Regions from separate parts of the Mus musculus genome. Here all the other regions are linked to region 5. Evidence: chromatin loops called from intact Hi-C (ENCODE). Cell type or tissue: left cerebral cortex. All regions are shown on one strand. Region 1 holds the start of Rs1 (retinoschisis (X-linked, juvenile) 1 (human)). Region 2 overlaps Rs1 (retinoschisis (X-linked, juvenile) 1 (human)). Region 3 overlaps Phka2 (phosphorylase kinase alpha 2). Region 4 overlaps Phka2 (phosphorylase kinase alpha 2). Region 5 holds the start of Cdkl5 (cyclin-dependent kinase-like 5). Region 6 holds the start of Phka2 (phosphorylase kinase alpha 2). Region 7 has its middle 100 kb from the start of Phka2.

The links. Peaks named below come from ENCODE experiments on the same cell type or tissue, not always from the same donor. Only the 100,000 strongest peaks of a DNase experiment are listed, where the experiment ranks them.
Region 1: it touches region 5 in a loop (5-fold over the local background); 10 of 42 quality-filtered maps call a loop at or near these places.
Region 2: a loop joins it to region 5, with 4 times the contacts of the local background. A loop is called at or near these places in 10 of 42 quality-filtered maps.
Region 3: a loop joins it to region 5, with 2.8 times the contacts of the local background. A loop is called at or near these places in 4 of 42 quality-filtered maps.
Region 4: it touches region 5 in a loop (2.9-fold over the local background); 4 of 42 quality-filtered maps call a loop at or near these places.
Region 6: it touches region 5 in a loop (2.2-fold over the local background); 3 of 42 quality-filtered maps call a loop at or near these places.
Region 7: it touches region 5 in a loop (3-fold over the local background); 3 of 42 quality-filtered maps call a loop at or near these places.

Annotation. Positions count from the first base shown.
Region 1 is chrX:160,764,072-160,768,071 of GRCm38, reverse strand. It overlaps Rs1 (retinoschisis (X-linked, juvenile) 1 (human)), which reads right to left and starts at 59. Exons shown (of 6, transcript NM_011302.3): 1 at 1-59. n-TVtac3 (a tRNA gene) reads right to left here and starts at 1,962; the gene lies at 1,890-1,962. In left cerebral cortex, a CTCF peak has its summit at 2,067; a DNase peak (open chromatin) is centred at 1,971; H3K4me3 peaks cover 1,257 bases.
Region 2 is chrX:160,770,790-160,774,789 of GRCm38, reverse strand. The region is part of intron 1 of Rs1 (retinoschisis (X-linked, juvenile) 1 (human)); the gene reads right to left. Among named protein-coding and RNA genes, the nearest start is that of Rs1, 4.8 kb to the right of the region's middle. In left cerebral cortex, no CTCF peak of the experiment used is centred here; DNase peaks (open chromatin) are centred at 1,262, 1,526 and 2,347; H3K27ac peaks cover 1,450 bases.
Region 3 is chrX:160,581,345-160,585,344 of GRCm38, reverse strand. Phka2 (phosphorylase kinase alpha 2) reads right to left here. Exons shown (of 33, transcript NM_172783.4): 28 at 2,349-2,378; 29 at 828-881. Among named protein-coding and RNA genes, the nearest start is that of Phka2, 81 kb to the right of the region's middle. In left cerebral cortex, a CTCF peak has its summit at 1,561 (motif pointing left); DNase peaks (open chromatin) are centred at 715 and 1,536.
Region 4 is chrX:160,587,664-160,591,663 of GRCm38, reverse strand. Phka2 (phosphorylase kinase alpha 2) reads right to left here. Exons shown (of 33, transcript NM_172783.4): 31 at 2,646-2,699; 32 at 1,296-1,496; 33 at 1-725. The coding sequence ends at 555. Among named protein-coding and RNA genes, the nearest start is that of Phka2, 88 kb to the right of the region's middle. In left cerebral cortex, a CTCF peak has its summit at 1,975 (motif pointing left); DNase peaks (open chromatin) are centred at 361, 696, 1,357 and 2,903; H3K27ac peaks cover 2,726 bases.
Region 5 is chrX:160,993,062-160,997,061 of GRCm38, reverse strand. It overlaps Cdkl5 (cyclin-dependent kinase-like 5), which reads left to right and starts at 2,381. Exons shown (of 19, transcript NM_001024624.2): 1 at 2,381-2,471. In left cerebral cortex, a CTCF peak has its summit at 2,396; DNase peaks (open chromatin) are centred at 840, 1,673, 2,249 and 3,111; H3K4me3 peaks cover 2,927 bases; H3K27ac peaks cover 2,721 bases.
Region 6 is chrX:160,500,877-160,504,876 of GRCm38, reverse strand. It overlaps Phka2 (phosphorylase kinase alpha 2), which reads right to left and starts at 2,715. Exons shown (of 33, transcript NM_172783.4): 1 at 1,973-2,715. The coding sequence starts at 2,050. In left cerebral cortex, a CTCF peak has its summit at 2,266; DNase peaks (open chromatin) are centred at 669, 1,669, 2,501 and 2,704; H3K4me3 peaks cover 2,186 bases; H3K27ac peaks cover 1,504 bases.
Region 7 is chrX:160,602,080-160,606,079 of GRCm38, reverse strand. No RefSeq gene overlaps it. Among named protein-coding and RNA genes, the nearest start is that of Phka2, 100 kb to the right of the region's middle. In left cerebral cortex, no CTCF peak of the experiment used is centred here; DNase peaks (open chromatin) are centred at 1,685 and 1,946; H3K27ac peaks cover 2,549 bases.

The sequences.
Region 1 (4,000 bases), 230 kb after region 5:
CCCATCCAATTAAGCCACATAGTCCCCTGCCTCAACAAGCAGTCTGGGGAGGTATTGTTGACATAGGTTGGTTTAGCAAGGGAGGTGCTGATGTTCTACCATCTTTAACTGTAAGGCGAGTAATAGGATGAAATAGAAAGTAGAGTTGGAAGATGTGGGCCCCTAATTCTTTCTCCGACATCATTTCCTAGGGAGTGACCTTGAACAGGTTCCTGCTGAGTAAATAACCTCTATTTGTAGGGGAATGGTACAACAGAGTGTTTTCTCCCAGAAGAACTTGTCATGTTGACATCTGCCTGCTCTGGAAAACATTGACTTTGGTAGTGGTGGCTCAGTTATATGGAAGAATGTGCAGTGTTCACGTTACTTATGATAATGACAACACAGAAACAATCAGAATGTCCAATGTTAGGGAGCTGGCTAAGTGAGCAGATTCCAGAGGTCATCAGGGAAGAAACATACTGCTTGCAATGGGGCCAACTCTAGGCAAATTTTCTGACTGTAAAACAATGATAATCATGTTTACTTCATAGAATTTTGTTGAGATTGAAATGGCATGGTACTGCAAAACACATAGTAAGTCTAGAGGTGTAGCTCAAGATGGAGAAACTTGCTTTGAGATAGAGTGTGTGTGTCTCACATTTGATTCCCTTCATTTAAAAAAAAAGTACTTATGTCAATGTCTGGCATACTCTGCTATCATTACATGGACATTAAAAATAAAGTTGATGGGATGAATGGGGTCATTGGACGTCGAGTTTCAGTTTTGCAAGAAAAAAAATCTGGAAATGTGTCCACAGCAACATGAGTGTATTTACAGTACCGAACTGTGCATTTGGATAGCTGAAGTTTTAAAAAGAGTAAATTGATTGTTAATAGGAAAAATCACATTTTATTTGTATTTTTTTTAGTTACAAATGATGTATATTTATATGCTGCATAAGCAAAACGGGGGTGGAGGTGTCAGTGGAGGTGGGGGGAGAGGGCTGGGGTCGGGGAAGAAGCCAAGAAAAATAAATTAGTTTTTCATTCCAAACCAAGAAAAAAAAATCTAGTTTCTCATTCCCCGGTTAGTTCTCTGTTCCCACCATCTCACCCTTGACCCTGAGGACCCCCCCAAAACCTTTTGCTCATTCTTCTTGTGAAAGATAAATACATCTCTTCACTCCTCCTCCCAAGAAATTCTCTTCCCTGAACAAAATTGTAATAATGTGAACAACAACTAAAACGAACTAGAGAAACATTTAGTTATCAGCCAGCACGTACTGGATGTGTTTGTAAAGCCTGGCATGAGTAGGGAGCGAGAGTAATCGGGGATGAACTATATACAAGTATGAAATTGTCAAGGACTACATTTAATTAATAAATTTAAAAGCACGCCATGTATTCTAAACTATATATAAATTCTTCCTTCATTAACCCTCCAACTACACTGAAAGGAAAAGAACTATGCTTTTGTTCTTGTTCTGCATTTTAGAGTCGAATAAGATATTAAAGAGTTGAATAAGGTGTTTTTAATCTTTAATCACAATCAACTTTTTAAAACGGCAGCTTCAGTTAAAGCATGGCTACGTTGACGTACTTTCGTGGGAAGTTCAGGGGATCAGCTTGTCCTCGAAGGGGCTGCTGCGGGCCGCTCCTGGTAAAGTATAGTGGAGCTTCTCGAAGTGGGGTAAACAGCGGCTAAGGCTCTGAATCGCTCTGCTTCCACTCTGGGAGTTCTGGTGACAACGGCTGGGACCTTGGTGGAGACGAGGTGTCTGTGGTTTCGTCTCTGAGATATAAAGATGTTAGGGAAAAATGTAGGTAGAAAAAACAAAAAATAAAAGTTTTCCGGTTTTTTATCTAAGATACTTTTGGGGAAAAAATGTCAGCTGGCTTTGCAGCTATGGTTCCACTGGGGCTCGAACCCAGGACCTTCTGCGTGTAAAGCAGACGTGATAACCGCTACACTATGGAACCACCACGAAGGGTGGTATGACTATTCGGCCTTTTGAGAGTGCGCAACAGACTCAGCGTCTCCGCGGGAAATCCTGCCCTCTGCCGTGGCCCCGCCCCTTCTCAGAGGCGGGGAGTTTAAAGCTGAATTTTGAGCCGGGGTTCAGGAGTTCTTCAGGTACTCTACCCGAAGCCGTGGTTGAGCCGGTGCCCGGGTCCCTCTAAGTTCGTGACTCCAAACTTTCCCCCAGCAGCGGCCAGGCCGTTAGAGTTTACCCCAGGCCGGTTACAGTTTAACCGCTGCCTCTGGCACATCCCTCAGCTGTGCCTTCCTTCCCACACTTACAGGGACTGGACTGCCTTACTCTGGCAGAAGGTATGAGGGCATCTGCTTTGGCAGGGTTGGAAATGGTCCAAGGCTGCAGCCCTCTCACTCTCCTCTCGCCTTTCCCAACATTGTTCCCTCCCTGAAGTCACCAAGGGGATAAAATTCTCAGGGCTTTTCCTTCTGTCCCATTTATCTAGTGTAGTAAAAAAAAAAAATTTAAATAATCTAGGCGTGTTTTTTTTTCCGCCTTAGACCATTTATGTTCTCGGATGAAACACACACACACACACACACACACACACACACACAGCCTTGTATTTTTTAAATATGCCTTAGGCAGCACAATAGCTGGGCAACTGCCTACCCTTCATGTTGTTAGAATCTATTTCCTTATCGATAACACCGATAATAACGAATAATAACGAATTATTGCTTATTGTTTACTATGTTTCATCTATGCTGTTCTTGGCTCCAATTGGCCAGCCTATCTGATCATGTTTTTATGGCTTAGTTAACCTATGGCGGCTCTCCTTTCTCCTCTCCTGACATAGTTAAAAACATGAGGCTATGTATATCTTTCATCCAAGAACATAAAGGGTCTGTGGCAGGTAGAAACCCCGTGTCATGTTAATGCAATATCTTCTTTTACTATGGTCTAGGGCTAGACTAAGTAGTGGTTGTATACAGGTCAGCTCTTCCTGGTTGTCACAGAGGAAATAGCACCAGCTTTGTCACTTAACTTGAGAGGCCTGGTGCGGAATGAAAGTGATTGTCCTGTGTTTGGTTTGGTAGGCTATGAAGAATTCAAACGGTGGCCACAGAGCCTTACACCCAGCGGCTTGACCCTGCTTCAAGGAAGGCAAGGCTGTGAGGACTTTCTGTTACCAAAGGCTCTCAGGTGGGTTTCTCTCTTTTTATTGTGTTAGTTTGCCTTCCCTGGGGCTTCTGGATGGGTCTTTATCACCATCCTTAGGACTGCTCACCACCCTCAAGCTCGAAAACGTACTAAAAACCATTTGGGGGCATCTTTAACCATCCTAGAGGAGGTGACCTAGGGTGGTAGTTGTTCTTTTTCCTAGCATCTTCCTCTGAGGCTGGCAGAATAATGGAGATATGATACTGGTTAGAAATAACATCCATCCACCAACCCCTGTTTTTCTGATAATGCAGAGGGAAGAAATGGGGTAGGTTGGGGATAGGGTGGCATGGACACAGATGTGGAGGGAAGTGAAATTTTAGTCATGGTATGGCTATTCACCAGTTATGCACTCAAGCTATTCCATTCAACATGCTAACTCCCATCTCTTTCCTAAAATATAAGGGGTGGACTAGACATCTATCTCTCTTTTCTCTGGGTCTGAATGTTAGGTTCATAAAAATGAAGGCAGTTGTTAGTTTTTGTTTCTTTATAGGCCTACTTAAAAACAAGCTTACAGTTAGTGATATTATCTGAAATTTTTCATTGTTGGTTTATAAGAGCAGATTTTATGTAGTCCAGACTGCCTTCAAACTGACTGTGTAGGCAAGAAGGACTTCAAATCCTCTTGCCTCTACCTTCTGAGCTCTATGATTCCAGGAACATGCCACCTTGTGCAGCTTTATGAGATTTGGAGATGAAACCCAGGGCTTTAAGTACAATAGGCAAACATTCTTCCAACTGAGCTACCAGCCTCAGCTCCAGCCTGCTGTTTCCTTGATATGTTTTTTTAGAAGCCTTTGGAGTACTTTGCCTAA
Region 2 (4,000 bases), 220 kb after region 5:
GGCTGAGCATATGTGTTCCCCATAAACCACCAATTCCATTCATAATTAGAAATGCTTTCATATATTTTTTCCTGGAATAAAAATGTGCCCTAGAATATTCATGGAAGCAGACCTTGTAATGCCTACTCTTCAACTGGAAGTACTTGTGTGACCGTCAAGAGGCAAGATACATAGTGATAAATTCACAAACTAGAACACTAAATCACAATGAAGATAATCAAAAGTAAAATGACGTGGTAATAAGGAGTGGTTTCTCCTCTCCATTCCACAGACCCCGCCCGCTCTTAGCACTACCCAGCATGCCTCACTGCTAAAGATAGTTGCACACATCTATCCTCCATCTGTGAATGCAGAGAAATGAAACCCACTTGCTCAACGCCCCTCAGATGGGTGCTCCTCAGGATATTGCCTTATCTCTCTGATGAGTCTTGAGACCATGGTCTGCCTCCTGCCCACCTCTCTTTATGAACATTTGCTCTCTGCGTTTCTTGCCATGCCCTGGTCCACAGATTTTTTTCTTTTTTCTTTGTCTCAAATTTCCCTACTTACCTGTCAACTTCTCTTCTTCCACATCCCCTTTGCTATGAAAAGGACTTTTCCTAATCCCAACTCACCTGTTGGCCTTGGCTTTTGTTCTCAACATCCTTCCTCCCTCCCTCCCTCCCTCCCTCCCTCCCTCCCTCCCTCCCTTCCTTCCTTCCTTCCTTCCTTCCTCCCCCCCTATTCTTTTGAGTCAGGGTCAGGGCTAGAGCTAGAGCTCAGTTAGTAGAGTGCTTGTCTTAACATGCACAAAGCCTCAGGGTTGATCCCTAGCACCACATGAACTAGACATGGCAGCATTCATTCTTGTAATCGCAGCACTTGGAAGATGAAAGCAGGAAAACCAAGAAGTTCAGGGTCATCCTTTGCTTCATAGTGAGCTCAAAACTAGCTTCCAGCCAGCCTAAGCTACATGAGATCACTGAGCTATATATAACCATAGTCCGGGAGAATTCATGAGATTAGCACCTCTCGGATTTGTTAATCAGGAGGTACTATGTTCCACCTTCTACTCTCAAGAGAATCTGGGATACCTAAGAGACAATGAACTAAGGACCTAGCCACAAGGCAGACATAGGGTAGGAGCTTATTCCTATGCTTCCTTAAATTTGGGGCGGATTTCTTGCAGGTTCCGCCACCCACTGGCTTCCCACCCCCTCAGCCCCAGAGGCCTTACTGGTTGCATAAACATCAGTTTGCCAAGACTTTTGTGGAGAGATAAAAGAGAGAGGACCAAAGCCCAAATATGTCGCTAAAGAATATCTACTAAAGTTCAGGTGAGCCAACCCACGGTTCACAAGAGGCTCAGCAAATACCTTTCAGGGACTTCTGCAACCTTCCTTATTCCTGGAGGGGTAAGGATGAGACCTAGCTGCTAATCAGGCATGGTGTAGGAGCTTAGTCCTATTAAATTTGGAGTTGATTTCTTGCAGGTTCCCCCACCCACTGGCTCCCCTCCCTAGCAAGCATTTGACTGCAGGCAGCCTGGGATTCTAAGGTGCCAGATTCCTATGAAAATGAGCAGAGACAGAGGGAACAGCAGGCGCTTTTTACAGAAAAAAAACACTGTCACCAAGGGAGCAGTGAATGAGAGTCACTGTTGCAGTTCCCCCAAAATGATTTAATCACCAAAACAACTGGGGAATAAAAGCTTAAAGCTTTTTTTGTCTACAACATATCACACCAGAATATAATATTGTTGGAAAGTGAGAAAGGTGGGGGAAATGGCAACCTTTAAAAGAAAAATCATAAATTACTTCCACCTTTTTCTGCCTACTCAGGTCGTTCCGTGCTCCAGGCACATGTTTACAGGTGACACTGCCACTTGCTCATCTTAGATTTGTGCAAAATGGGCTCAAGTGTCCTTTTTATTCAAATGGTTGAGCCGCTGGGGAGGTCCTTGTCACCACTGGGGGTTGGGGTGGGGTGGGGTCAATCAAGGCATGCTTATTTCTCTGCATGGCCCAAGTGGAAAAGGATACCTTAGTGATATAGAGACGAGATTATTTTAAATTATTTTGGTCTTTCTGATTGGGGATCACCAAATACAGTATTCACTCATTTAGGAAACTGACAAAGCAGGGGAGAAAAGTATAAAAGTATGAATGATTAAAAAAATAAAAGTAACCAGTCCCTTCATCTACTTGAGAAACACGAAAAAAGACACAGGAGAAAACTAGCAGGCTGCAATAATGTCCCTCTTGGGAAGAAGAAAGAAGGAAATTGCTTCTAGTGTGAAAGTGTTGCTATTTTAGGCGACAGGCATATTCATGGGTAAATCTGTTATCCTTTCATGCTCAACACAGATGAACCTCACAGACACACGGCAAGCAAAAGACAAAAGACCACATGTTGTGTAATACCATTTCAGTGTAAAGTCTAGAAGAGGTGAATCTATAGATGGCAGGAAGGGGATTTGTGGATGCCAGGGACTGGAGCTGGGGGCTGGGGAGAATAGGGAGTAAGTATTTAATATCTGTAGTGCTAAAAGGGTTCTAAAATTGGATCATATGTGCCCACAGATCTGTAAGCATATTTTTAAAAAAAACTATTGAAGTGTACCCTCTAAGTGGATGAATTAAATGGCACATAAACCACAGCTTTTAAAGGTTGCTTTTGGCTGGAGAGATGGCTCACAGATTAATAAAATATACTGCTTTTGCAGGAGACTCTATTCTCAGCACCAGTGTCTGGTGGCATAAAACTGCCTGAAACTCCAGCTTCAGGTGATCTGATGTCTCCACAGGCTTCCACAGGCACCTGCATGCAGATGTGCATACTGCTCCCTCAGACACATAATCAAAAATAAAATAAGTCTTAAAAAAAAACAGTTGCTTTTTACAAAAATAAAATTGCAGTATCTGATGGTTTTTATATCCACAAAAGGGACACAGTTACCTGTAAGATGGGGCCAGATAACCCCTTCCACCTTTGTATAGTAAACATAACCCCAAAAATGGACTAACACATTTTAATAGGATGGATGCTTTAATCATCATGAATGGCCTAAGATCCACAACGCACAGTGCTCTGACTTTGTTCTAGGCCATCAGTGGTTGTCTTAGTGTGATCACATGTGTGTTCCTAAATAAACTCTCACCCAGGGCAGAAACAAAGCTCATCTACTGATCTTATTTCCCAATAATAAGAAACTGCTGTCATCGAAGAATAGAAACAGCATAGACTAAATGAGCCAAAGAACCTTTGTGCATGGGCTCCCACTGTCCAGTGGAGTGTATCTTTCCTATGTGTGTTGGTTTATGTCTCCATCTGAACTAGAAACTGAGACAGCACAGCCTTTGTGTCCTATCACTGTCCTCTGTTTCCCACCGTATCCACATTTGCTCTGGGTGAAGTACACAGGAACTTTCTGAGTCATGCTATCCATTTTGGGATGGCTTGTTTCCTTCTAAGTATGGTGAGGGATATACACACACACATTAGTAACCGTTTAGAGGACTTCTGCCCATGGGGCAGTGTACTGAGTACTTACTTGAATGAGACTGCTCCCCTGAGGCTCATATGAATGCTTGGTTCCCAGTTGGTAGAACTGTTTGGGAAGGGTTAGGTGTGGCCTTGTTGATGGAGGCATTTCACTGGGGACAGCTTTGAGGTTTCAAAAGCTCACACCAGGCCCACTTAGCTATCTCTCAGCTTTGTAACCGTGTCTCAAGATACAAGCTCCCAGCTACTACACCAGTACCATGCCTGCCTGCCTGCCTGCTACCAAGTCCTTGCCTTACCCTCTATAACTATAAACCCTCAATAAACTGTTTCTTCTTCTCTAAGTTGCCTTGGTCATGGTGCCTTAGCACACCAGTAGAAAAATAAGACAGATGGGAGGGCCAAAGCACAGCTTTACTAGATGAGGGAATCTAGTCTAATTCTGAACATCAAACTCTAATGTTTACCCTGTTGCAAATATTCAGACATGGGTTTGTATTGCACACGGAGACCAGAG
Region 3 (4,000 bases), 410 kb after region 5:
CATGCTCAGCTGGGACAGGAGAGTAAAAAGTGGTGGTTAGCCTGGGGTGGGAGGAGCAGTAGCTCAACACTCAATAAAAAGGCATCTGGGCTGGGAATGGGGACCAGTGATGGAGTGTCTGTTTAGCATGCTCAAACCCCTGAGTTCCATCTTCAGCACTGCAAAACAAACAAGAAGGGGGTAGAACCAGGGTTTTAAAGATTCTAGAAACTCCTAGGAGTTGATAAGCTAAGTACACCTCACCCACACTGTATTGAGGAGTTTGACAAGCCAAGATCTAAGAGCATGAAATAGAAAGTAAAGTTTAGTTCAGGAACATCTAGTTGGAAAATACCTCCATCATCAATTGAAAACCCTTAACCCAGTGGTTCTCAACCTTCCTAATACTCAGCCGACCACTTCATACAATTCCTCATGTTGTGAGCCATACATTTTTTCATTGTTACTTCATAACTGTAATTTTGCTCCTGTTAGGGATCATAATATAAATATCTGATATGCAGATAGTTGAGTTGTAGGTGACTCCCATGAAAAAAGTCAGTTGAACCCCCAAGGGGTTGCAACACACAGGTTGAGAACCACTGCCTTAACCTTTACTCAAACCATTACAAGTCAGGGATGAGGGGTGTGGTGAAGCTCAGAGCTGGAATGTTTGCTTAGAATGTGTGAGGACCTTGGTTCCATGCCCAAAAGTACATGTGTGCATGCACCCCACCCACAACACAAGTATAGCTGAGGTGGGAGCATGGGTAAGGCCAGAAGAGAACTTGAAAATTACAGTCAGGGAGGAGGCGGCAGGGAGGGGTGAGATGCCAATGCAAATTTACCACAGACTTGATGGAATGCAAACTGTTGGACATGGTCTGGCCCAAAGGAAAGAACTGCAAAAGAAAGAGAAAAGACTCAATCACACACAGTGACCCCAAGAGGCACAAATAGTTGAGAAGGAACCCAGAGCAGCATGAGATAAGCCCTAGAGGGGTTCTCGTTGAGTAGCAGTGACAGATGCAGACCCACTGCTCCCTGGCAGCCCAGCTTGGCCTTAAAGATCAAGTGTTGCCAGGCCCTTTTCCTTTGTAGAGCAGGACACAGGTTCCAAAGTCACAGGCATGCCAAGTGACCATTTCATGCTGTATTGTAAACATCTATAGAGATCAAAAGAACCCTAACTTTAGCTACGAATGTCTGCCATCCGACAGGCATCCTATAGACTATTCTTAAATGTACACAGTAGATCAGGCTGATGATCTTCGGCCATATACATCTTTTCTCATCTAAGAATCTAGATGGCACCCTTAATTTGCATACTGCTCTGTGTCTGTAGTATGCTTGCAAACATGAGTAGAAAGTTCTACCATTGACAGCCATTAAATTTTGGCCAGAGAACATTTTCTTGACATGAGTAGGCAAATACAAAGCTGGTACTGGCGGCCTGGATATAAACACACCAGAAAAGGAATGTAATCATATCATCGCTGTCACAGGCAAGGGCAGCATTAAATAGAAGCAGCCATCCATATTCACCCAGGATCAGGCCTTTGAGCTGTGGGTAACTAGAGGGACGGTGCCACCGAGTGGCTGACAAAGGAAGATGTTTGGAAAATCACTTCCTTAGAAGGAGCAAAAATGAGAGACTCTGTATGGTCTATACTCTGCATTACGTGCCATCACACTGTTTACCCTTTCCTGGTCACAGAGACATATCATTAGACATATGAATCCAAAATCAGATATGGGAGTGTGCATCTGTAGTCACAGCTACTCAAGAAGCTAAGGAATGAGGACGCCTTGAGCCCAGCAGTTTGGGGACAGCCGGCACAGCATGGAGATCCCCATCTAAAAAACAATGTATAACTAAAAAGCACATCTATTTTTTCTCAAGGGAAGGAGCATATCATGAGCTGTTGTATAGTGTGCCCGGACACTTTTTTTCCAGGCTTCAATCTCCTCAGATTTGGCTGAGGGCAGAACTGGTAGCATCATCTTATTTTTTCTACTGATGACATCACTAACCAAATTCCCCTCTTTTTGAACAGAGGTGGTGATAGAGGCAGAGCCTGGACCATCTCTTTCACAAAAAAATCCTTACAAAAGCTGAGTTTGATAAATGCAATTCTTTTGATTAAGAGCCTATACTAAATGAGCTAACTGGCTACCCTATCTGCAAGGCAAAGAGCAAGGTCCTCTCTCCTACCCTCTCATCCGCTTCTCTGGCTCTGGGGCTACCTGAGTTACGGTGCCATTCTACCCACATCCAAACTCTGTATTTGCAGCCCCAATTTCCGTGTTCCAGACAGAAAGAGTGTACAGTCAACAGAGAGACAGACAAACAAAGCAAGGCACTTCACCTGCTCATCAGCACTAGCTCGCCTATTCATCTGAAAATAAAAACATCAGAAAGTAAAAAACCACTTTTCAAGTTAGGAATGCCCCATTGCTTCTATCACACTCCCATAAGCCAGAGCATGCTGATTCCACCTCAGGGGTTTGCCAGTCCCCCCTCACAGACCCAAGCAAATGAGGCAGCATGACTAAGATATAAGTAGATTTTCTCAGTGTAGGTCACAGTCATGTCCTAACGCAGTATTAGGTGCAACAAGACTGAAAAGGTTTGGTGGCTGATTATGGGATGGATCCCCAGGTGGGGTAGTCTCTAGGTAGTCCATCCTTTGGTCTTAGTTCCACACTTTGACTCTGTAACTCATTTCATAGGTATTTTGTTCCCTATTCTAAGGAGGAACGAAGTATCCACACATTGATCTTCCCTCTTCTTGGTTTTCTTGTGTTTTGCAAATTGTATCTTGGGCGTTCTATGTTTCTGGGCTAATATCCACTTATCAGTGAGTGCATATCTAATGACTTCTTTTGTGATTGGGTTACCTCATTAAGGATGATACCCAGACACTATTGCATATGCCAGCAAGATTTTGCTGAAGGGACCCTGATATAGCTGTCTCATATGAGGCTATGCCAGTGCCTGGCAAATACAGAAGTGGATGCTCACAGTCATCTATAAGACAGAACACAGGGCCCCCAATGGAGGAGCTAGAGAAAGCACTCAAGGAGCTAAAGGGATCTGCAACCCTATAGGTGGAACAACAATATGAACTAACCAGTACCCACCAGAGCTCGTGTCTCTAGCTGCATATGTATCAAAAGATGGCCTAGTCGGCCATCAGTGGAAAGAGAGGCCCATTGGTCTTGCAAACTTTATATGCCCCAGTACAGGGGAACGCCAGGGCCAAGAAGAGGGAGTGGGTGGGTGGGGGAGCAGGGTGGAGGAAGGGTATAGGGAACTTTTGGGATAGCATTTGAAATCTGAAATGTATATAAAGAAAATATCTAATAAAAATATGCAAAAAAGAAAAAAAAGACTGAAAAGGTGTTGAGTTGCAGACCTATGACAGTCAGCTAAAAAGATTTCTACTGTGAATTAAATTAGGGTGAAAAATGAAGAGACAACTGTGGCTGGTGGTAAATGCAGGTATAATTATTCCAGTCTATTTCCACATCCCCCTTGCTATTTCAAACGAAGAACACATTTGATGGAGAAATGGTTCTCTCTTCTGACATTATTCTACTTTAACAAATTATTTTTATTTCATGGTATGCATATTTGCCTACATGTGTCATATGTGCACCACCTGTGTGCCTGGTGCCTGCAGAGATCAGAGGAGGGCATCAGATCCCCTGGACCTAGAGTCACAGACAGCTAGCTGTCATGCTGGTGCTAGGAACTGAACTTAAGTCTTCTCCAAAAGCAGCCAGGACTTTGAACTCCTGATTCATCCCTCAAGCCCCAGGACTCTACTTTTTAAATAACACAGCAACAAATATGGACAAGGGAGTATTCCAGGATGTATATGTAAGATCACATGAAGGCTAGATATTGGTAAGTGCATGCAAATGGCTTTGGGGTACCTACCTGGGCTAGAGGGCTATCTTCAGATCCTACGACTTCTACAGAGAGCAGGTCAAAGCTTCATGTCCTTGTTTTTCA
Region 4 (4,000 bases), 410 kb after region 5:
ACATGACCAGAGTAGACTAGGGCACTGAAAAAACTTCCAGAAAGACAGACTTATTCTGCTTGGTGAACAGCTTGGTTCAGACAGACGTCATTCTGTTAAGATGTGCCCCTGTCAGGGTCTGCCTGCCTAGCTATTGTTGCTGGAAGGATCTTTTCACCTTCAAGATGTGTCACTAGTTCATCGAACCTATTTCTGTAACTCTTGGTGAGAGCCAATTTAAGCTGCTTCTCTGTTCACTCTGCACTCAGAAGAGACCAATTTCTAGTTCCTTTTTGGAGTCCATGAGAGCAGATGCTGTGACAAATGTTCCAGTGAAATGAACCTAGAAAATGATCCCAGGGTGCTTCTCAGGGGAGCAGCGGGTTCATCAGCATTAGCTGTGGCTTAAACACATCCTGCTTTCAGCCTGAGTGCTGTCATCTCTCCCTGCGAAGCTTTCTGGTGGGACATGCTTTTTGTGACAGAACAGGGGCTCGAGGGGGAAGGCAGAAGAACGTTCCCAATGAGTCTACAAATGACAGATTCAGAGGGTGGACATGTTTATGGGTAAGGCCCTACTGCATCTGGCAGCCTGAACTGGGCAGCAGTTCCTGCAAATGAGAAGCGACCGCTTTTGTTAGGTAGGTCATTGTACCATAAGCCCCACTAGGAGCACTGTCATAAAAGAGGTGGCAAATTCCTGTGGCTTGGTCTTTTTCCAGGATGTCTGTGGTTCCAAATGACACCTGCAGCCAGAAAAAGCAGGAAAAAAAATGAGTGGGACCTCTCTTTTTCTGTCACAAAGGACTCTGCATGTTGGAAGTGGTGTCAGCTGGGTTACAGGGGAGGCTGGGAGCTGGAGGCTAGGCCTCACAGCACAAGGCAGGTGACATGATGACAATGACACAGAATGCATGGTAAAGTGGCCACTGTGGATACTGTGTTTTCACAGGCCTCCTTTTGCTGCTCAGTACCGATTCTTATGACAGCTTCTTTGCCCCACTCAATTTTGTGTGCACGGTAAGTAGTTTACCCAAAACCAGGTATGTAATGTCTGGAATAAAACCTACAGCAACAAAGACCAGCTTCCTTAAAGGTTGTTAGATTTCCCAAGTGGCCAACTTCGCCATTTCCTAACCAAATGGTTGACATTTTTTTCTTTTCTTTTCTTTTTTTTTTTTTTTTTTTTTTTTACCATCTGTGATGACATTTTCTTGGTTTGAGTATATGCCTTCCAATTAGACACTATCTCCAGCATGTACAGGGAGAACTAGCAACCAAACCGACTACCCCGCCTTTGGCCCAGTTACACCCACCTGGTCCTGCAGGAACAGCTGATTGGCCAGCTGCACTATCTGGTCCACATGGATGATGCCCCCGATACTGTCCATTTCGGTATCTGAGAGCAGAGTCAGTACCATGATGGCTTCTACCAGTAGCTGCCGATACTCAGGCTGGGACACACGGTTGAGCACTGACTCCACATGGACGGCAAACTTGATCTCACAAGGGGTCATCTACCAAATGATCAGCAGGTTGCCAGTGTGAAAGATGGGCCAGACAGAGCCCTATCATCAATGCTGCCCTAGCACCTTTGGAGCTCAGCTAAAGGCTACCTTCCTCCTGGCCACTGTCTTGACTTTATAGCAGCAGCCCTCTGGAACAAAGGATGACTGCTTTTCCCTGAGGGCCAGCTGAGCTTGTTCTAGTTCTTTTTGTCTGTCTTTTGACAGTGACTTTTAGGGAGCAGGGGCTATTTCTTATTTCTTAAAGAAATTCCCTGTGGTATAAAGAATGGTACCAGGCTGGCAGATGGCAGGTTTACAAAAGGAACACAGCCATTCAGGGCAGAATCTTTTTAAAAAAAATGGCAGGTAGAGAGATGGCTCAGTGGTTAAGAGCACTGACTGCTCTTCCGAAGGTCCTGAGTTCAATTCCCAGCAACCACATGGTGGTTCACAACCATCTGTAATGAGATCTGACGCCCTCTTCTGGTGTGTCTGAAGTCAGCTACAGCGTACTTATGTATAATAATAAATACATCTTTGGACCAGAGCAAGCAGGGACTGAGTGAGCAAAGTTGACTAGAGTGAGCGGGGATGACCGGAATAAGCAGAGTTCCTCAAAATTCAATTCCCAACAACCACATGCAGGCTCACAACCATCTGTACAGCTACAGTATACTCATATACATAAAATAAATAAACAAATAAATATTTTTTTAAAAAAAGAATGGTATCTTGGGCAGGGTAAAATTAAAAAAAAAAGAAAACAAAACAAAACAAAATCTGTTTTTTAAAAGACTGCCTGAAGTGCCTGGTGTGGTGCCTCCTGCTTGAAAGGCTAAAGATAACCCAGAGCACACGGAGGGCAGGGAAAGCAAAGGCAAGGCTGCTGGTGCTTGAAGGGGCCTTGACTGGCTCTAGTGCATGCCTGACAGGCTTTGGGTGGGCTTCTAAGGGCCCAGAGAGTTTATAAATGCTATTGCTCAGGGGAATGAGAGGGAAAGGTAACAAGAAAGGAATTTTGCACAATTTGAGGGTAAGACAGTTAAAGTGATCAGAACTACAGACGGCCTAGTCCATAGAGTAATGCTAAAAGGCATATGCAGAATCAGCCACGAGGTGAGCCCGGGCTGGGCTGCTCTCTGGGTCTTCTCACTTTACCTCTTGGGTTGTCGAGGATGGGAGGACGTAACCATCGATGGACAGGCCATGGCACTAGAAGCAGAACACAGACATTTCAGTCAGATTCCAACACAAGTGTGTGCTTGCTCACACACTCACACACACACACACACACACACACACACACACACACACACACACACACACTTTCCTTGCCCTGGAAATCTGCATGAGGGTTGGAACATGCCAGACTGTCAGAGTTATTTTTAGAGCGCTGTTCTCACTGCCCACAGGCTGTGTTTTCGATGGAACAATTCTAGGGAAAGCAGCAGGCATCTTTCAGATTGGTGCAGGAACAGTGTCCTAGGGAGCTGCTGTGTCCTCCTCCCAAGAGGCTCTGCATTGCACTTGGCAACTGGACCCTGGTGCCTGCCAGAGCCCCTTTGGTCCCACAATGAAGAGAGATTGTCATGGTGAAGTAATGCTCCTGTGCCTTTGCAGCCGTCTATTTTCGAGATTTCTATAATAAGCACCAATCACAAAAGGCTGGAGCACATGCACACGCACACACGCACACCCATGTATATAAATACCAACAGGGTGCAATATAAAATGCTGCTTTTTCATAATAAAAGCATGTTGGTATTGGGCCAGCAGAAGCCTGGCCGGAAATGTATGGTGCCCCAGAAAGACTGAGGAGAATTTCGAGGAATAGTTGGGCCTGTTCTAATCGGCCACCTTTTACCCTCCAGTTGGCAGCAGCTGCCCTGCCTTCATGCTGCCTGGTTCAAGGGCTCCTTACGAGTCTAGAAGGGTGGACCTGGGGCCTCTACAGGCAGCCATCTTGCGCAAGGCCTTGGTTCACAGAGCATAGGCCCTGAAGCCCTGTGACTGGCCCTGGGCACTTGCTACAGAAAGAAGACATCGAGCTGTGGCTTCACAAATGAGGTGGAATATGTTCTCATTCAGGATTACTGCAGTTCTCTCCTACTGTGAAATGAGCTAAAAAGGAATGGTTCAGAGAAAAAAAGAAATTTGTCTTGCTTTGCAAAGCTTTTAAATGAGGCACATTGTCCCTCCATGGGGGAGGCAGGTCAAGCCCTGGTGGGGGCCTTGGGAGTGGTGTGAATACTCTGGAGTAGGAATGTGGGGGAAGATGGGATTGTGGGGTGTTGAGAACAAAGTGGCGCTGCCTTCCCACGCTGCCCCCACTTTAGCAGCAAGTGTTTTAGACAGGGCCTCCTGCACTCAGGTGTGTGGTGCATTGCTGGCCATGGATGTGTCATTTCCTGTCAGTTTCAAACTCCAAACTCCAATGCAATGTTAACAGTCCCTAGGCAGATGGGAAGCACAGTGCTATTCCACTGCGATGGGAGCAGTGGGCAGCTGGTTAC
Region 5 (4,000 bases):
GGAGAGAAGGAGGCTCTGAGGCTGGTTCTCCATCTGGAAGTGGTGAGACTCTTGCTGAGACATGTGAGGATTAGAGATAATGTGTGTAACAGTATCAGGTTGTGCAAAGAGGCAAATAAAAGCAGAAGACCCCCAGTTAAATGTGAATTTCACATAAATAGCTACTCATTTTTCAGTATGTGTATCTCTTTCTACAAACACTACAGATTTATTTAGTTTGCCCAAAAGGGCGGTTCATGAAATTCTTTTTAGACAGTGATTAAAAGACTTAATCAGTCTTCTAGCTTTGTCCTGAATGTATTTGGATAGGACACATGTATTACAAGCTATTATTTGTTTATGTAAAACTCAAATTTATGGAGGCAGCCTGTGCTTTCTCTGTCAGCCCTAAATATCTGTAGAATTGCTATGGAGTAGGCATTTGCAGGGAACTATTAGTGCTCTTTTTACAGAAGAAAGGACCTCAGGTAAATGACAGCATGGTATTTCTTTAAAACACTTAGAATGTCTTATCTTCTCTCAAAAAGGGAATTAACTGAACTGGATGTGGCTCCAATAAACCAGTACTAAAAACCAGAGCAAAGCAAATGTCCTTCAGTGAAAGGCTGTGCTTGTCCATGGTATGGCTCCTTGGAAAACATCTAATACAGCTACTTAAAACGACATTGAACTTACATCTGTGGCCATTCTGTTACGGTTTTTTCCTTACCTTCTTCTCAGAGTGTTCAGATAAACCATCCTTCCTTTGACTCCAAGGCAATGCGGCTGAAATTTCTAGTACAAAGGCACTGACAGGGGGTGATAAAGCAGCGATTGTCCCAGGAATTCTGGCTCCACGTGGGTGAAGCATGAGGTCACAGCACTGTGATTTTGCAACTGGAGGAGGCAGGAGCCTCTGCAAAGCCTGACTCCATTTTCCCTCACTGTTAATTCCCTGCTCCTACCTGGAAAATTTTCTAATATGCTTCCTGAGAAAGTGGGTGCCTTCAATTGACTATGAAATATTCACCACGTTATGAAAAAGAATAATCTTGTTAGCTTGGTTTCAAGTAGACAAACCAATTGTATAGCTACCAGATTGAAGACAGGAGTAGATTAAATGGATTTTATCCAAGATATCTATTTTCTATTACAAAAAAATTAATTTCTGACTTGGTGGCATCTTCGATGTCATGCACTGCCTATTTTCTGCCCCCAAACCCGGAAAAAAAAAAAAAACCTTTTCTTTCTCTCTGCTTTCTTTTTTAAGGTGGAAATCATGCAGCTTTTCATAGATTTGTCTGCAAGGTCTTTCATAAAAGATTTTTTTCTTAGTTAAAAAAAGTGCACTGGAACTATCTCTATCTTAACCACTAGTCATCCTCATTGGAAACTCGATTCGCGGTGGGACTTAAGATCTTTTTATTTCTACTGGTGCGGCGATGACTTCATTGTTGGTTTTTTTTTTTTTTTTAACCAGCTGGGGAATCGTGTAAAGCAGAGCAGCGTCGGACTGGAGTAGAGTTGTGGTTTGCTGCTGCAGCCCCGGCCGCCACGGTTTGCACGCGTCCAGCTGCTGTGTAAGGAATCCTCGGGCTGCCAGTTCTTTGCTCTTAAGTCACCCCAGGGAATCGCAGGCTGCGAGATGAACGTGAATATGAATGTGTTTGCGCGCGCGTGCACGCACAGCTGCAACAGTTAGGAGCAGCAATGGACTTCAATATTAAAAAAAAAAAAAACCTACGACCGAGATGAGCCATCCTTCGTCCTTTATTTTCAAGTAGTGCCCGGGCTCCCGCCCGAAATGTGGTCCCCGCCCTCCACCCACTCCGCTCACTGGTCCCCAGAGAGGGAGGCTAGGATAGCTGCGCTGCAGGCAGGATTTCCCCTTTTTTTTCTACCGCAGTGACAGGTGGATTCCCGGGCCTCCTCACCCCCCTCAACCCCCGCATCCACCCCTCTCTCAGTCACGATCTCTCCCTCCCCTTATCCTATTCCTCCCTCATTTCCCCCTCCCCACGTAAGCTCGCAGCCTGAGCCCCGCCCCTCCCAGCCTAGCAGCCCAGGTTGCTAGGGCCTGGCAGGGCAACCAAACCTGGTGCCCCAGGAGGAGCATCGCGAGCGCGCATAAGCGCGTTCGTGTAGTAGAGGGCTAGAACAAGAAATCCTGGTTCTAGGATTTTGGGGGACTCGAGAACGAGCGGCGTGGGCGGGGCGCGCGAGCCCGAACTCGAGCACGAGCGCTTTCTCTTCATTGGCGCCTATTGGTAGGCGGGGCTAAGGCGGGACCTAGCGGAATGAGAGGAGTTTGCCGATTGGGCCAAATGGGCAGACGGGGGCGGTGCGATCATCAAATTAGGCTGCGCGTTCGCTCCGGCGAGAGGGCGGGGCCGGAGGTTTCGATTACTTGTCGCTGCCGCTAGGGAAGGTAAAGCGGTGACGGCGGCCGCGAGAGTGAAGGCTTCCCCGATAGAGGTGGGGGACTCGGCAGGGTGAGTAGTTGCGTCCGCCCGTCAGGCCGTCTCATGTTGGCCGTGTGTCCACTAGCTTGTCTTTAGAGAGGGAACCCAGTCGGTCCACTTAGGAGGGTAACAGAAGGGGTAGCAGCGCAGGTCCCTGCACAACCGGGAGACACGGTGAGGGAGTCCCAAGCTGGAGTCTCCCTCGGCGATCCACCACGAGTCTCTAGGGTCTTCCCGGAAGGGCTGGGGCTGGAATTTTTGGTGCCAAGAGACAGAGGGGGCTGTGCTAGACGTATGGTAGGTCGAGGTCGGACCCCGCGGGGCTCCCCTTTGCTGCAGGTCTGCGGTGTCCCCACCCCGCTGCCCCCGTGGCCAGGGCTCTCCGGGCTTGCAGCAAGGAAAGCCCTTTTCCGCTAGCGCCGAGGAGGGCCCCCCGAAACCCCCGCCCAAGTTCCCAGAGAGCCCGGGACCCGCCGGCAGCTACGACTCTCAGCCCTGGTCCTTCTGACCTTGGCTGCCCGGGAGGGTGGGCGAGCGCCCCGCCTGCAGCCCCGCAGGTTTCTGCCACCTTCCACAGGACAAGTTTCAGGCGTTACTGTGAAGTTCACGGCTGGCGTGCTGGCAGAGAAGCAGAAATTGACCTCTTCTCAGATCTTCCTACCCTTTGGACCTTCATAGAAATTGAATCCTGGGGTTTGGAACCATCTGCCAGAACGAACAGGTCCTCGCACTGACACGTTTTTCTGTTCTCTTCTCTTCTTTTCTTTTCTTTCTTTCTTTTTCTTTTGTGCCCACGTTGGGGTAAAAAATAACCTGGGCATATTTCAGTGTAAAAGCAGATCTTTCTTGGGGGTTTTGATTTTTCGCTTCACTTGAGTTAGGCATGGCACAGATGCTTGGATAAGAAAAGCCTGACCTTAGTCAGGCTAGACAGACTAGAAGGATGCTGTGATATTTAAATAGTTGCAGATCAGTATTCTGTTAACACAATTATTTTTAATTGGCTGAAATTTAAGCTGATTTTAGAAAGTATTGACACAGAATAATTTCTTTCCGCGCATCTGATTTAGGCTTGTTTGAACGTAATGGTTATGTAGGCAGTATAAAAGATTACACAAATTAATTTGTCTGAGAGTATTTGACTGGAAAAAAGAGGCATAAATATGTATAGAATATAGGATTAGGGTTTTAGGTAACATCTGCTGGAACACTTCCAGCTTGTTTGTTTCTTGCTGTAGGGTTACAAAAAAGACATTTTGACTGAGACACTTTGGAATTTATAGACTGCATAACATTTAGATGTAAATTCGTTTTTAATTCCTTTAAGTGTATTAAAATGTTTCAGTAAAATGCAGAACGGGTGTGTTTTCTTATCCCTGTATATCTGGCGTTGAAGGGGGAGTATGATCTTACATTTAACAACCCAACTAAGATTCATTAATAATAAAAACATAAAAGGCCTACCCCCATCTTTCTGAGAATGAAGATTTAAGTACCTAACGAGCCTTTTCCTTATTAAAAGAACTATTTTGGGTTGGAGCTTTTTTGGCGTTGATGCT
Region 6 (4,000 bases), 490 kb after region 5:
CTTGGCATCTGACTACATCAATGGAACACAGAATTATGTCCAAAGACCAGAAAACAATTAGCAGCAGTATCAAGCCTTCCAGGAATGGGAGCATCATGGGTCAGGATGGTCAGGAAAGGACTGAGGAGCATGTGGTCTGTAACAAAAGCACCCACTGCATAGTGGTTGCACATAATGTGCCCAAGGAGAGTACACTAGACATTCGTTTTTTTAAAAATAATAACCAATTCCCATTCTACGGTTGAAGGTGTTAACTCAGAAAAGATAAACAGAAAGCTCTGGGTATAATGGTGTACACCTTTAATCCCAACACGCATGAGGCTAAAGCAGGTCACGTTGAGGCCAGCTTGGTCTACATAGTGAGTTCTAGGTTAGCTTGGACTCTTTACAGTTCTCTTTACAGCTCTTTCTATCATAGTAATGGGTAGAAACATTTTCAACTGGGACTTTTACGTTTTATACTTGTAATTACATTTTAAGAATAAAAGCAAAGAGTAACCTCTATCTCTGCTTAGCCCCTCTTCAACTCTCCACTGGAATGCCATGTCGTGCAGAACTCCTTCCTTGCCATCTATGGTTTGGCAGTAGGGGGGAGGGATGGGGGAGGGAGTATTTTCCTCAAATAAACCCTGCATTCCTTTATGAGCAATCCTCAGAGCCATTAACATATGGAAATGTTTCTCCTACATTTGCAGAAATTTCTTTTGGTGGCAAAGACAAGCTGATCTAATGTGAAACTCTTTTTATAGTCTTTACTTATTGCTTAGTGTGAACATTCATATTCCAATGGAGAAATAATAGTGGCTGTAACTAAGGGGTACTGCCTGGACTACTCTGGCTATTAGAGTATGCTTATAGAGTATGCATATGATTTTTAAAATCAAGACGTTTCTAGCTTACAAGCCACATTTGGCCCCAACGTGTTTCAAACAAGAAACACTGAACTTATTTTACGTTATTCATAAAATTCACCGTATTGTGCTATGAACATTTTTTTTTTTCTTTTACAGTGCTGCAATCCAATCCAGGGCCTTGAGACTACCAGGTAAACTACCACTAAGTCACACCACTGGCAGTACCATTTATTCATTTTATGTAGTTTGTATGATGCCTTGCATAGAAAAGATACACAATAAATTCTTCCTGAGTGAGAGGTCAAGGAATTAGCTAAGAAGAAAAAAAAAAGGTTAATGGTTTGGAAATGACCACCAACTGCTACTTCCTTCTCTGACTCTCAAAGCCCTAAAAATAGCTGCTGCCAACTGAAGGCAAGCAATATAGCTGATGTCTTTGCTCTGAACAAAAATAGCTCAGTGGTCTTACATTGGGCACTCACACATAACTTTTGCCAAGCAGGAAGCATAGCAGGCGTATTCATACCTGAGATTATATGCACAGTTTCACAGGACCCCTTGATGCTGATGCTCTGTGCCCAGAAGTTTTGTTGGCTGTAAAGCAGCAACCAGAGTGGTCATAGGGTCCTCTCAGGGGGATTTCTAACAAGGGAGGGGCAGTAACAGTTGCCCACACTCTGGTCAGATGCAAGCCTTGGGAGTTTTTCACTCCTGCCTACTGTTCCCAGAGTAGAGTTAGTTCACTGTTCTCCTTCAGTGTGCTCTGTCCAACCTAACAGACTTCTTTCATCCAAAAGAGGCAGTAAGGAAGGACCTCGAGGGGGGTGTCCCGATGGGGGGAAAAAGAGGAAGGGAGGAGGAAGAGGAGAGAAAAAAAAAGGTCCCAGAATTCTGCAAAGCAGCCGCAGCAACTGTTCAAAAGCCAGAATGCCTGACTTGTGAGTAAAGTGAATAAAATAGCGATAAGGGAGTAGGGTGATAACTGGCTAGCAAAGGACTGGATTAAAGTCGGAAACCTCTTAAATAAATGCAAGCTCTCATGAGTGACAGAGGCCTTGGGGAGAATGAGTTATATCAGTGGGCAGTTTCCACCGTTCTCTGGGCTGCTCTCTGTTTACCTGGTAACACAGGATGGTTTGCTGCACCAGCCTCGCGTACCCGTCCAGGCGGACCCCAGAATTGCTCCTGCTCCGCATCTCGCCCAAGCTCATGGGCCACGGAGCTGGACCTGCCCGCTGGTGTCCGCCAAAGTTGCCGCCTCCAAGCTGACCTGGTCCTCAAAACATTCAGCGTCAATGAGTTTCTTCAAAGGGGGCCGAGAGGAAGAGTTTTCAAACTGAGAGACCCAAAGTATGACTTGCAAGGCGAGCCAACCAGAGTGTCGCGCCGCTGGGCGGTGCGGGGGAGGAGACGGGGGTGGCGCTATCGCGGCCCGGCTTCCTCCCGGTCAGCAGCTGCCCCGAGGGTTTCTAGTCCCACCACCATGCTCGACAGAACCTAGACTGGGCACTAGGCTGGAGAAAGGCCTTGGCGGTACCCCTCTGTTTTGGGAGGCGGCTCCGGGTTGCTTGGGAGCTCACCTAAGCTTTACTAGGCTCCGCCCCCCTCGTGGGGCGGACTCTCCAAGTCTCCGCCTAAAGGGAGAGGGTCTACAGAGGAAGGCCGCTGGGAGCGGCGGGGAGCTGGGCTCTTAACGGAAATTCAGTTTTTTTTATTGACTTTGCTCCTACCTCAACCTGCTTCCAACCGCGGCTGAGGCTAAAGGAGCAGAGTCCTTCGGTCGCGGCCCCCGGGGTACGGAGGCCACCCCTCACGCCGGCCCGAACCAAGAAGCGGAACCCGTGCAGTCCCGCCCGGAAGGAACGCGTTGGGGGGGCGGTACCGATCTGCTCGCAGCTCCGCCCCCAGTCCGCCTCCTCCGTGGGGTTTGGAGCCCTCCTTGTCATGGCCTGACCAGGAAGGAAAATGGGGCAGCCCGCAGGAGTATGGAGAACTTGGATGGAAGCAGAGAACAAGTCGGCTTTCTGGGTCGGCAATGACAAGGTCTCCTGAGCGGAGCCGCCAAACCCACCGGAGACTAGAAAGAGGCTGGGCCGCCTGGGCATCCTTCGGATGACCGGCCGTCATAGCCCCGCCCTGTCCTGGGCCTCACCTGAGGACAGAGTCCCCATAGTGGAGCTCAGCACTGAAAGCAAGAAAGGGAGGCCTGAGTACTGTCCTCCACATACACTCCTGGTACCCGTGGCTCCTGGCCTTAGCTCCTGGGAGAATTTTGCAGTTCATTTATAATAGTATATTTTGAAATTTGGCATCCCATTAGTTGTCAAGGTTGCTAACCACAGGCCGCATTCTTTGATCCTGTCTTCATTGTCCATCAAAATCTGGCCCACAAATAAATTTGACTGGGCAGCTGTTCTAATGTAATTGCTTCCACAAGCACTTTGTTATTCTCCACTTTGACCCATTTCATTGTCTAAAACTTACCTTTGCCTTAAAGACTAGGTCAGCCCACTCATTAGCGTTTCCAATTTTCTGGATTCCTATAGCAGTTTCCTCAGTAAAGATGGGGCAACGAGTCAGTTCGAACTGCACTTTATTCCATTTCTGATTTATATAGACATTTGTGTTACTGTTTCAGTTGTTTGACTTTTACTGTTTTTATCTGTTGGGGTAAACCTCATGCCTTGTAATGTGACAAGGTCAAGTGCGTGTAGCACATACTTGACTCAGAGTGGCACTTAAACCAGAGCTATTTTCAGCACCATTTGGAAATAGTGTATTGTTTACATTTTAACTGAGGCATACTTTTCTAACTGGATTATGAGATGCTTATGAAATAGCTTGGTATCTCCCACCACACCTGGCACAGAGTTGATTGTACATGTGTCTAGGGCTCAATGTTGATGGACTGAAAATGAGTCCTGCTTATTTGACTCCCCTTATAGTTAGTCTTTAACTAAAGCACCCAACCCCTATCAGCCCACATACTTTTTCTCTGAGACAGAGTCTTGTCATGTAGCCTAGGCTGCTCTCAACTATATTATGTATCCAAGACTATTCCTCAAACTCACAGCAATACTTCTTTCCTCGGCATCCAAAGTGTTGGGATTCTGAGTACGTGCCACCACACCCAGCTCGAGTACTTT
Region 7 (4,000 bases), 390 kb after region 5:
TTGTCCCTAGCATCCTTCCTCTCCAGAAGAATACATGTATGAGATGTCTTTATGTAAGAATATCCTATGGTGAGATCAGAGGACATCCCTACACTGCCACATGACTCCCTTCCTGGGGTCCCTGAACTACTTCGATGGAGGTTATCTTAAAGGAAGCCTGTCAGATATTGCCATAAGCCTTTCAGAGAATGTCCTTGGAGCTCCAAATAAGATTATCTTGGGCCAATGAAAATGTCACCGTTCTTTGTTCTTGGCAAGAATCCCAGCTCCCTCAGCTTGGGAACACCATTTACCCCACACCAAATGGAAACTTCATTTGGATATTATGTTCATCTCCAATTAATAAATTACAAGAGGAGAAGTTAATTCATCACTTGAAGCTTGGGCCAATAAAAACTGTCCACAGCATAGGAAACAGAGGATGATAAAGCAGCCCCTCATTAGGGCAGGGCTCTCATTTCTTTGAGGTCCCTTGCATGTTGGGTCTGAGTATATGAAATGGCTTCCAGGGAATCTGTCATTGGAACAGTCCCCACCTCTGGAGGGACCCAAATGAAGTGACAGTGTTAGAACTAGAAGTGCCTCCAATATGTTGAGTGATGAGGGTGGCTTTGTCATGGCTGTAGGGACTCTTAGTCCATAGCCTGGCATGACCCAAAGTGGCAGACAACTCCCCACTCATCACTATTTGCTTTAGACCCTACCCTGCAAATCTCAAGGGAGAGAGCTGTTCCCTTTTCTCAGAATGCCTGTGTAGCAGAGTACCATGGGAATGCATGAAGGAGTCTCGCTCAGGCTTGATGCTAACGTGTGTGATGGAATGTATGTTTCCTTGCTCATAGCAAAACTGACTAACTAGGGTGCAGGGAAGGCCCTGGTAGCTTTCCTCCCCTGGGAATGTCACCTATGCCCAGTCTCCTGACCATGGTTTTCTGCAAAGCTCCCTTGGTGTTCAGTGATGTCACTGAAAGGCTGGTGACATTGATGTCAAATGATGAAAAGCAGCAGACCCTCAGCTTGTCCTCTGTGCACCGTTCTCAGCCTTCCCATCACTCACTAACATTTTCTAGCCATCCTGTGAGGAAAAGGCTATTGTCATTGCTCCTGGTTCACTGAGGACAAAATAGAGACCCAGGAAGGTTAGGTAGATGTTGGAGGCTACATGTGATACCTGTCTTGGTCTCTGGATTGCCCAAAAGCTATTCATGAGACTTCATTTAAGCCATCTGAGCCCAGAACCTCAATATTCTCCTCTTTTTCCAAATTTATGTTTAAAAAAACCAGTTGCATATATTATAATCACCAAAATGGCCATATTTCCCTCTGTTTTATTTTTATTTTTCTGTCTCTGGCAAGCCTAGGGTGCCATCCACCCCAGGGAGGAATCCCGGGAAATGAGGAAATGTTAAGTGTCTCAGTTAAGTGTCTGCTAAGCCCCAGTCTCAGTGCTCTTCCTGGCTGTTCAAGTGCCCCTTAGCAATGTCCATCTTTGAGCCTTTGTCACTGAAAGAGAACAAATAGGGGACAGTAATCCTGAACTGAGGCATAAAGTCCCCCAATTCAGCAAGTATAAATGGAAACTCTGAGGCCGTGTGATTCACTTTGCCAACATGACTCATGTTCTGCTAAGGTTTCCATGAACAATATGTTCACAGTCTGGTTTAATTATAGCCTAGATCTGCCACTGCCTCGGTGAGCCCCAGAGGCACCCGGCCCTCACCCCCCACTGTTGCCAGTTAAAATGTCTCCCAGGGAGAGAGGGGGAGAGGACACTGGAAATGGTTTTCTGCCAGTTCTATTGGTCACATGGCATAGTGGATAGTCTCTACAGGGGGGCTTAGTGAGGGGCAGCACCCCCAAAGGTGCTGGAAAAGCATGTGCTCACAGGGTGCCTGTACTGCTGGGGCTTCCCCTCCATGTAGAGTTGAGATTCACAAGCACCCAGTGTGGGTGTTTGGAGTGATCAATTGAGAGAAAGAAACAGGGTTGAGTCAACGCTCCTGCAAGCGAGGGTGGAGGGAACCCCGAGGCTGCCTGATGAGCTTGGGGGTGGTTCCACACATGGGCTTGGTGACAGTGGACAGAAAATGAAAAACAAACCCTGTCCCATCCACTTCACAGGCACTTTGCCATTGCAGTGGAAGACACAAGGGCTCCTGCTTGGGAAGGGTATCATTTTACAAATCTAGAGTGGACCTTTCACTCTCTTATGCAGCTATTAGAGTGTTTCAGAGGCAGCAGGAGCTGGCTGCCAAGAGTGGAACAGAGAGAAGGCATTTGGGGCTATCTCTAAAAGGAATTCTTTGAATGTTAGGTTCCAGGAGCCTTACCCCTACCTATATTATAAAATTTAATATTTATTAAGCAATTTATTATGTGCCAAGTGATATCCATGCACTATACAAATATTAATATGTTTGTCTCTTGCAACAACCTCAGGAAGCAGAGGTGCGATCATGGAGCCAGTCACTGTGGAGCTGAAGGTGGCAGCATGCAGGGCTTGGTCTGGAGCTTGTGCTCTGTAGCACTGCTGGCATTGGGTGGCACTGGGCACCAAGGTTGTGGTGTGGGGACAGAGCCTTGAGGAAAAGCAGCTCTGTCTACTGCATGTCCGTGACCTCATTCTCCCATAGTTGCAGGTGGCCCTGGAAGCTGAGTCTAGCACCCCACTCCATGTGTTCTGAGGGTGTCCAGTGGCTCAGAGAAAAGATGAGATCTGCTTCCTCAGCCTTCTTCCTTCCCAACAAATTTCAGATTCACTCCTGCATTCTTCACCCCCACCCCGTATATATGATGAGAGAGAGAGAGAGAGAGAGAGAGAGAGAGAGAGAGAGAGAGAGAGAGGGGGGAGAGAGAGAGAGAGAGAGAGAGAGAGAGAGAGAGAGAGAGAGAGAGAGAGAGAGAATGTGTGTGTATGTGTGCATGTTTGTGTGAGTGCAGACACCTGTGCTATGGGGCACAATGTGAAGGACAAAAGACAACCCTGGTGTTAGCCCCAGCTTCCCACCTTGTTTGAGTCAGGGTGTTTTTTGTTATTCACTGCTGCCTACATCAGGCTATCTTGATGAACAATCCTGCTTCCATATTAGGCTTGAAAGCTATAAGACAAACTATTTCTGTTAATGATTAAACCTCTGTTTCTTAAGGATTAGGCTATGCCCCACCTGTAACTACAAATGGCTCTGAACTGCCTGTTCTAGGAATGATGATCATGCGTTTGTTTGAAAAAGTTATGTCCATCTCACAAACATGTTGTTTCAGGAAGTTATGACTAACTTGTCATGCTTATGTTCTGCTTCTATAACCCTGTTTGCCCACTAAGTCCTCCATTTGGAAACCCCCTACCCCTGAGCTATAAAACCCTTATATTCCCTATGTCCAATGCTGACTTCTTGAACCTCACCTTAGGGGGAGGCAGCCCTTGTACATGAATAAGAATGCTTATTTAATCATTTAATAAATTTGGCCACAGTGATTTGGGTTGGCTGTCTTTCTCCTCCCATCTTCTGGAATTCCCTTATCTGTCTCCCATTTCATTGTCGAAGGACTTGGATTCCAGAGACTTGTGCTTTACATGGGCCCTGGAATCCACACACAGGTTCTCATGCTTGATTGCAAAGCACTTTACCCACTTCTTCTTCTCGTCCCCACTCTCCCATCTAAGAGCACCCCTATTTCTCTCGAGGAAAGCAGGGCCACTTTGCAATAACAGGCCCTTAGGTGCCAAGTGTCAAGAGGAAGAAAGCATGTCAGTTAAAGCTACAAGCAGGGGTTAGGATGTGCCTCCCTTCTCCAGTGCCATGCCCTGCCCTGGCTGCAGGGGTAGAGTGGAGTGTTTAGAATGGAACACAGGTCAGGGCCTTAGCCACTCTAGGTGTTCACAGCAGATGCTTAAATTGGCCTCACACCAGGCAAGCTAGCTTGGGGGCCCTCAGAGTTCAACGTCTCACACTGTATTTCTCTCTACTAGCTGCTGTGTAAGACCTGCCAAAGCTTTCTA